Regions from separate parts of the Mus musculus genome. Here region 1 is linked to region 2. A link is a contact called in ENCODE Hi-C or POLR2A ChIA-PET data. All regions are on one chromosome and are shown on one strand. Each heading gives the region's core, a stretch centred on a gene start or an enhancer-like site at or near the end of the contact. The rest is flanking DNA. Distances are from core to core; before and after follow the strand shown.

The links. Hi-C counts contacts between places; a loop is a spot of excess contacts on that map. ChIA-PET counts read pairs that join two places held with the same protein, here RNA polymerase II (POLR2A).
Region 1: a map of gastrocnemius shows a loop between it and region 2 (6-fold over the local background). The contact joins the promoter of Cenpx here to the promoter of Aspscr1 in region 2. A Hi-C loop is called at or near these places in 5 of 37 maps with a recorded cell type or tissue (gastrocnemius, left cerebral cortex and v-Abl transformed pro-B cells). POLR2A ChIA-PET finds 5 or more read pairs at or near these places in 3 of 5 experiments (Patski and embryonic stem cell).

The regions. Positions count from the first base shown.
Region 1 is chr11:120,711,182-120,715,307 of GRCm38, reverse strand. Cenpx (centromere protein X) reads left to right here and starts at 1,541. Exons shown (of 5, transcript NM_016665.2): 1 at 1,541-1,615; 2 at 3,413-3,464; 3 at 3,552-3,605; 4 at 3,830-3,918; 5 at 4,002-4,126. The coding sequence starts at 1,589. The coding sequence ends at 4,016. It overlaps Lrrc45 (leucine rich repeat containing 45), which reads right to left and starts at 1,355. Exons shown (of 18, transcript NM_153545.2): 1 at 1,255-1,355; 2 at 780-1,035; 3 at 329-390; 4 at 88-158. The coding sequence starts at 999.
Region 2 is chr11:120,670,667-120,674,795 of GRCm38, reverse strand. It overlaps Aspscr1 (alveolar soft part sarcoma chromosome region, candidate 1 (human)), which reads right to left and starts at 1,823. Exons shown (of 16, transcript NM_026877.2): 1 at 1,626-1,823; 2 at 701-756. The coding sequence starts at 1,727.

The DNA of each region.
Region 1 (4,126 bases), core at 292-2,791, 41 kb before region 2:
CCTTGGTAGGTAGTGGGAAGTGAGCTGGTTACAGGACCCTAGGCCACACAGGGAGGAAAACGTGAGGTGCAGGCGAGGCCTACCTACCTCTGAATAGACTTGTTCTGTCGAAGGAGCTTTCCCAGAGCCTCAGCTCCTGTAGCTCGGAGGTTGTTGCCCTACAAAAGGAACACCCTGGCCAGTCAGTTCTTGTTACCCTGGCTCTGGATACCACATTTGAACCACAGAGACTCCAGGTGGTGGGAGAGGCTAGGAGATAGCTCTAGGCAACGTTGTGGTGGCCAGATCCTAGTTTTCCTGACTTTAGCAGCATCCCAAGCCCGCTCACCTTTAGATCCAGATGCTGCACACTGGTGTTGGCACACAGCCCTTGGAACAGCAGTGTGGACCCTGTGTAAAGATAGTTGGAAGAGAGGGCTGTCACTGGAGCTGGCGCTGCTACTCAGTGACATCAGAGCTGCTACTCAGACAGTGGTACCACTGTTCTGGCTTGCCGTAAGGCCACGTCAGAAACAGTTTTTGAGCTTGCCAGACCTTATCTTTCTCAAGCCGGCATGGGGAACCGTGAAAGCTGGGAACATTAAGGCTTCTCTATTACAGTGACACTGACCTCTGTTCCCAGGTTTTGGAAAAGGTGCAGGAAGAGAGGAGAGAGCAGAGAGGCCTGGACACGCAAAGACTTTCCTGCTCACAGACACCCGCTCTGAGGCTAGCCCCGAGGAAAAGTGTTTGATTGAACCCAACTCTGACGTTTCAGGTGCGGAGGCCACTGGCTTCACCTTCTTCACTCAGCATGCAGTCGCTGAGGACAAGCTCCTTCAACAGCGTCTCCTTATGCAGCAGCTTGCCGAGGGCCCTGCAGGTCTCCACCGTCAGGCTCTGAGTAGTCAGGTCCAGTCCGCCCTTCGGAAGCTGGTGCAGTTGCTGCAGAACAGCCTCCTGGGGCTCAGCCCCACTCTCCTCGCAGAGGCGGTTGTAGGAGCGCCGGAACTCCTCCATGTCCCCGAATGCTGACGGAGCCTCGCAAGCATGCCCCTGGAGACAGGATACACATTAGCTTGCTAGGCCGAAGGCTGGGAGCCCCTTTCCCTAGGGCGTGTACGCGGAGATGAGCTGAGCTGGCCCTATATAAGGGGAGGCCTAGAAATGTGGAATAGAAAGGAGGTTGGAATGGCTCGAGGAAGGGGTTTGGAGATAGAGTTGGAGCGCAGCAGAACACTGGCCTAGAAGAGCAAGTATACGCGTTGCACATACCCTAGTCTGGCCCTGTGGCCCCCAGCCCGCCCTCGCGACGTAGCCTCGGGTCGCTGGTGTGGCAGGACGCGGTTCCTCGCGCCTCAGTATCCAGGAAGAGTGTGGTGCGCCGGGAAGGATAGGAACTACATCTCCCAGGAGGCATTGCGGAAGGCATGGCTATTGGTAGACCAATGAAAGTGAAAGGCGGGCTTGAGCTGGAACTCAAGTCCCGGCTTGGGGAACGCTTGGATGATTGGCTGCTGGGATTGGAGGCGGGACCTCAGGGTCGCGTTCCACGTTCATTGGTTGGGATGTGGGAGGGTTCCGGAGAGTGCACATCGAGACTGTGGCCATGGAGGGAAACAGTGGCTTCCGGAAGGTGAGGCCTCTGGAATAGTGGCAGGCACACTCGGGCGTTGCGGATCCCCGCGAGACAGTCGTGCATGCTCGAAGTCAGCCTTATCGATGTGTTACCGTGTCTTTGGTGGGGGCCTGGCAGCAGGGTGGGAGCAGCCCGCGCGCTCTGCGGCTGGACTGAGCGGGTCTGTAGATTAACAAGCTGGACGACCAGTGGCACATCCAGGCTGGCTACAAGGGGTCTTCTCGGGAGGGACCACAGGGCCTTTTTCCAACTCGGCCGATGGGAGTGCGCGAGGCACACTGATGCGAGCCTCCACTGCTCGGGCCGAGGCCATCTCTCAGTGACAGGTTTGGGAGGACTCGCCCACGTGCGGGAAACTTAAGCAGAGGCGCTCCATTCTACGATGAGTGGTGCCACCTGAGGGGTCGGCTCTTGGCATCAGGCCAGCGCGCGCCCTGTGCAGAGTTCAGCCTGGCCTCCGCACTCCGTTCAGTACTTGAGTAGAGTTTTGGGGGCTTTGACCGTGACCGGAGTTGTGATAGTTCACTGAACTATGGGGAGTGGGCTGTCTCAGGAAAGAGTGACAGGAAGGGAGGGGCTTACATTTCAGGCTGTGGCCTTCTGGCCAGGAACAGGAGTTTGAGGTGCCACGGGTTTACCCTAATCCTACCCTCCAGCAGTCACATCCACACTTCCATGAAACAGCCTGCGTAGCTGTAGTCCAGCCCTGGCTCTGACATGGGCTTCTGCCCAGGTGCTGTCTGTCAGTCTGCTGTTGGGGTTCGTGGGACTGGGGCCCTCTGGTAGCGAGCGGGGACGGGGGGGGGGGGACCAGCAGGTGGCGCTGCTCTCACGTAGTCGTTCATGGACCCTCCTGGCCCAACTAACAAGTTCACCTGTGCCTGTGTCCATTTCCACCCGTGCCCCTCTGCAGCGAGTGGGTATCAAGGCTTCTCTGTGGCTGACGCTCGTGAATCCAAACTCACCTTTCTTTGTAGGCCATCCACTTCGAGGGTCGTGGGTGCCTGTCGCTGCCTACCTTTTGCCTTTCCCTGGTCGTTCCCCATTCTGTTCTGGACTAGGCAAACTTGAGTGGTCTCGGCTTCACACACTGCACAGATGCTCGGGGGCTCCTCATGGCTCACCTTTGGTGCTCTCACGGGATTCCTAGGCCTCTGGATTCTCCCTCTCATCTCCACCTCACAAACTACCACCAACCTTTCAGTTCTCAAGCCATTCCAGATGCCTGGCCAATCTGCCGCCACCACCTGGTACTCATCATTACAGCTAGGTTTCTCCAGACCTAGTCTACAAGGGTCTTCCCCAAACTAGTGCTGTCTCTCCACTCACAACTAGAACCAACTTCCGACTTCTTGCCAAAGAAAGCTCAAGGGTTCTTGGTTATACGTCCACCCAGCCCTCCAGCCACAGCCCGGCTTAACATGCTGGGTGTCCTGTGTGTGTGTGGCAGTAGATCCAAGCCAGGACTGCCAAAGGGGCCAGCATTCCTCAAGGCTGCCCGCCACCGCCCCCTCCCCAATCTGCTGGCACATTAGCTCCCTGCAGTAAAGGTGCAGCACTGCCCCTCAGCTCCCAGAATTGGAGGTGACATCACTGGGGACCCCCACTACATCCTCCCCTCCAAGCATAGCTGGCTTCATCCTCTCAACATAGGAAATGGCCCCAGGATAGCAGTTTCCAGCTGGGAAGTCACAACCATGCTCCATTCAGAACTGATACTTGGGAGGGGGCGGAGGGGGGTGACAATGACAGACAGCCTTGTGAGGAATGGCACTGACTCTGCCCTCCTTCTAGGAACTGGTGAGCAGACTACTCCATTTGCACTTCAGGGATTGCAAGACCAAAGGTTTGGGGCACCAGTGGGGTGGGGAATATGTGGGGCACAGGGAGGGAGGCTGTCCTATGACACCACCACCCTCCCCCTTCCCTCCAGTCAGCGGGGATGCACTGCAGCTCATGGCGGAGTTCCTGAGGATCTTCGTACTAGGTGAGCCAAGGGTTCCCACAACACCAGAAAGATGACAATTTCTTGTTTGGTTTGTCAGTAAACTAAGGTTTTTCTCAGCTACAATCAAGCCTAAGTCCTGTCCCTGAAACACTCAAGAGCCACCTAGGCCCCCTCTGAGGGCTGACAATGGGTGCAGGGGACCTAACAAGGGCAGGGTTAGAGCTGCCCCGCTTTCCCCAGCTCACTTCATGACATTCCACCAGAGGCTGCTGTCCGTGGGGTCTGGCAGGCCCAGGCAGAAGACCTGGATGTTGTGGAAGTGGATCAGCTGGAGAAAGTGCTCCCTCAGCTGGTATGTGGGATGCAGGTGGGGCAGTCTGCAGCTCTCCAGAATGGTGCCTGTGTGGTCACTTTGAGCCCGTTTCTCCTCCATAGCTCCTGGACTTCTAGAGTTCCCTCCTGTGGCCTGCAAGGTCTAGTGAATCCACACCAGCATCAACTCCTGAGCTCTCCAGCTTCAGGAGGATGGGAAGATCCCAGCAGCTGTTACCTCCAAGAGT
Region 2 (4,129 bases), core at 574-3,073:
TACAGCAGCTGGGAGGCGAACAATCCCTTTACAGCTTTCTAGCCATTCCTTTGTCCTACCAGGAATTTACACAGACAGCCAAAACCCTGCATTTGTGGGTTTAGACAGTGCTCCCCAAAAGATACATCACTGTTCTTGCCCCTAAAACCTGTGAAAATGACCTTATTTGTCACAAGTATTTATGAATGTAGGTTAAGAGAGTAAATTAAATAAGGTCACCCTGGACTAACCAGAGGACCCTAAACCCAGTGACTTGTGTCTTCGGGCCGTTTGAAGATCAAGGCAGAAGTTGTACTGATGCAGTCACAAGCCAAGAAATACCAGGACAGCCAGAAGCTGAAAGAGATGAGTCCTCTTCCCTAGAATATTCTAGAGTATAGCCACAGGGGTGGGGGTGGGGTCTTTGATCCCAGCATTGTGGAGGCAGAGGCAGAAGGCTCTCTGTGAGTTTGAGACCAGCCTGGTCTACAAAGTGAAGTCCAGGACAGTCAGGGCTACACAGAGAATCTGGGGGCGGTTGGGGGGGGGGGGTGGCACAACCATACTCTGGGCACTTTGGACTTTGCCTTCAGAACTGGGCAAGGATAAACTTCTGTTGTATTAAAGTACCTATGGGGGCGCTTCTAAGGCAGAGATAGTATGTGTTGAGAAAAGGACCAGGTAGACTGAGAAGCCCACAGCTGAGTCCAAGCAAACTCACTTCAGGTCGTATTCACTGGGGTTGAAGTCTTGCCGCCGGCATGTGTCTTCTAGTACCTGTGGGACAAATGATCGGTAAAACCTACCTCAACTGATAGTAGGCGCACTGGCCAGCCCACCAAACATCTCACTCACCAGCTCCAAGCAAACTACATGCAAATCCTGTCTACTCTCTCCCCTCCTACTGGGGACCCATTATTGACTTAATCCTCCAACTATGGCCTAGCCTGTCCACCCCTGGTCCCATGTTCTAGGCTCTGCGAGGCCTCTAGCCACAAATAATAATCTGCCTTACTGAACTTTGTGTCCACGGCCACTCTGTGGCCCGGCAGTCTTTGTGCAACTGCTGCATGACCAGAACCCTCCTCTACATGAGCGCAGCTCCAAATGGAGGTCACTCTGTATGGCCCTGCCACAGATATGAATCGTGTACGCCTTTGTAACCTAACAACAGAGGTTTAATAAGCAGGTGTAATTCATACGAGGTCACAAACAGCAACAATCAAAAGCCGTGAGTGACTTAGCAAAATTCACTTCCGGGAACACAGGCCCTAGGGTCCGGAGGGACGCCCCTGAGCTGAGCAGGAAGGAACGCCACTCTTCCCGGTGACCGAGAAGGCTGGATTCGGACAAGCGCCGAAGATTCTGGGGCTCGCAAGGCTCGACCCTGTTAGTGGGGTCCACCCCACCGTGCTCAGCAAACGCGCCTCCAAGTATCCCGCCCCGCCCCCGGGACCCAGATCTAGAGGATGGGGCGGACAGCCGCGCGAAAGGCGCTCATTGGCTGCCTCAGGCCCCGCCCACCGGGACCCGGTCCCGCCCTACCGCCCTAGGAGCAACCGCAGGGGCGGGCCCTGATGCGGCGACCCCGGGCGGCCCGCGGGTCCACCCATCCGCCCGTTCCCCACCCGGGCCGGCGGCCGCACCTGCAGCAGCACGGTGCTCGGCGTCACCTTCACCGTGTGGCGCCGCCCGTTTGGGGCCAGCACCGACACCGCGGAGCCCCCGCCGCCCGCCGGGGCCGCCATCTTCCGCTCACGTGACCGCAGCCGGCTCGCCTCAAACAACTTTATCCGCAACAGCCCGGACGCACAGCCACGCGGTCTCGGGGGCGGGGCCAACTCGCTTCCGGGCCCGCCCCCGGCGCTCTGGCTCTGCTTTGCTATTAGGCAGCCTGATGGCGTCCCGACGGCGCGGACCAAAGGCACCTCCCTGGAAGGAGCACAGTTCTGTCAGGGACATTGTTTCTTCATCCGGAGGCACGTGTTCCTGGGAACCTCCAAGCTCTGGGGGCTGCCTGCAAGAAAGCTATGCTGCCTGGGGCCAGCCTGGGGCCCACAGCTACCTGTCTGTCACCAAGTACTGGGTATGCGCACACCAGAGTTAGCCTTTGTACCTACTCCGTTAAGTACTGATCCTGCCTCCCTTCTCAAGTGTTCCTGTGATCATCATCGTCACATGGCGACAACCTTTTAGAAAAATATTTTATTGAGACTGATGTGGTAATGCAAGCCTTTAATCCCAGTATGTTGGAGGCAAAAACAGATCCCTGAGTTCAAGACCAGCCTGGTCTACAGAGCAACAGTCTTCCAGGACAACCACGGCTACCCAGAGAAACCCTGTCTTGAAAAAATAACAACAACAATAATAATAAAGTTATATTTTATGTGTTTTTTTTTTATTGTGTGTCTGTGGAAGAGCAGGTACAGGCATGCTATGGTACCTGTGTGCATTGTCAGCGAACTTGCCTGTTCCCTCCTTCCACCTTGTGGGACTGAGGGATTCATTTGAGGTTACCAGGCTTGGTGGCACTTTTACTTGCTGAGCCATCTTGTTGACTTCAGGCCCTCTCTTAGCTTGTCACCATGACTTCAAGGAGAATGCTTTGCCTATGGTCCTTGGGATTGTTGTAAAAATCTCCAAATCTGACTGGAGAAGCTGGTATACAGCATCTGTGTCACACGTGTGTATTGACAAACATGGGGAAAAGAATGGGAAGAGTTTGCGTGTTCTATGCAACCTTAGACCCTCACTGTGCTGCCCACCTTCCCGGGTCCCCTTTGGTTTTCTTCCTTTCTTTTTTACACACTAGCATTTAAAACAAAACCTCACAAACCCTCAAGTCTGTTTTCTTTCAACTGTCCCACTGTTAGAATCCTCTGGCAGAACATTTAGAGAGGTGCAGTGAGAAAAATGGACAGCCATCAAGAGATACAGATTGTTCTGAAAGTGAGCATGTGAAATTTGACCATGGTCAGGCTCAAGTTAAAGTCGGAATCCTCCATAATCAAGGTCCCTCTTTCCTTGGGTAGTAAATTAGTCAGCTATAGGCTAATTCTTTAAGACTACAATGCCATGTTTTTTTTTTTTTCTTCCCACATTTATTATGCAACAGTTTTAACACCAATTGATGAATGAGTTTTTTTTATTTATTTCCTTGACAGTTGTCCGGGCTAGTTTTATGTCAACTTGACACAAGCTAGAGTCATCGGAAAGAAGGAAACCTCAAATGAGAAAATAACTCCACAAGATCTGGCTGTGGGGCATTTTTCTTAATTAGTGATTGATGTGGGAGGGCTCAGCCCATTGTGGGTGGTGCTATCTCTTGGTAGTGGTTCTGGGCAGTGGTGGCCCACGACTTTAATCCCAGCACTCCAGCGGCAGAGGCAGGCAGATTTCTGAGTTTGAGGCCAGCCTGGTCTACAGAGTGAGTTCCAGGACAGCCAGGGCTACACAGAGAAACCCTGTGTCAAAAACCAAAAAATAAAAAAAATAAAAAATAAATAAAAAAGAGAAAAAGAAACATCTCTCTTTAAAAAAAAATCATATATATTAAATTAATGTGAATTCTGGGGTTTTCTTCTTTTTTTCTTTTTTTTTAGATTTATTTATTTATTATATGTAAGTACACTGCAGCTGTCTTCAGACACACCAGAAGAGGGAGTCAGATCTTGTTACGGATGGTTGTGAGCCACCATGTGGTTGCTGGGACATGGATTTGAACTAAGGACCTTTGGAAGAGCAGTCGGGTGCTCTTACCTGCTGAGCCATCTCACCAGCCCTTCTTTTTTCTTTTTTTAGGTTTTCTTTTTTAATATTTTATATGTGGCCAGACAGTGGTGGTGCATGCCTTTAATCCCAGTACTTGGGAGGCAGAGACAGGCAGATTTCAGAGTTCCAGGACAGCCAGGGCTACACAGAGAAACCCGATCTCAAAAAAACAAAAACAAAAAAACATATATATATATATATATATGTGTGTGTGTGTGTGTGTGTGTGTGTGTGTGTGTGTGTATAATATGTGTGGAAGTTTTGCCTGCAAGCATGTCTGTATATCACATGCATTCCCTTGGTTCCAGTAGAGGCCAGAAGTAGGTATCAAATCCCTTGGAACTGGAGTTATAGATAGCTATGAGCTACCATGTGGGTG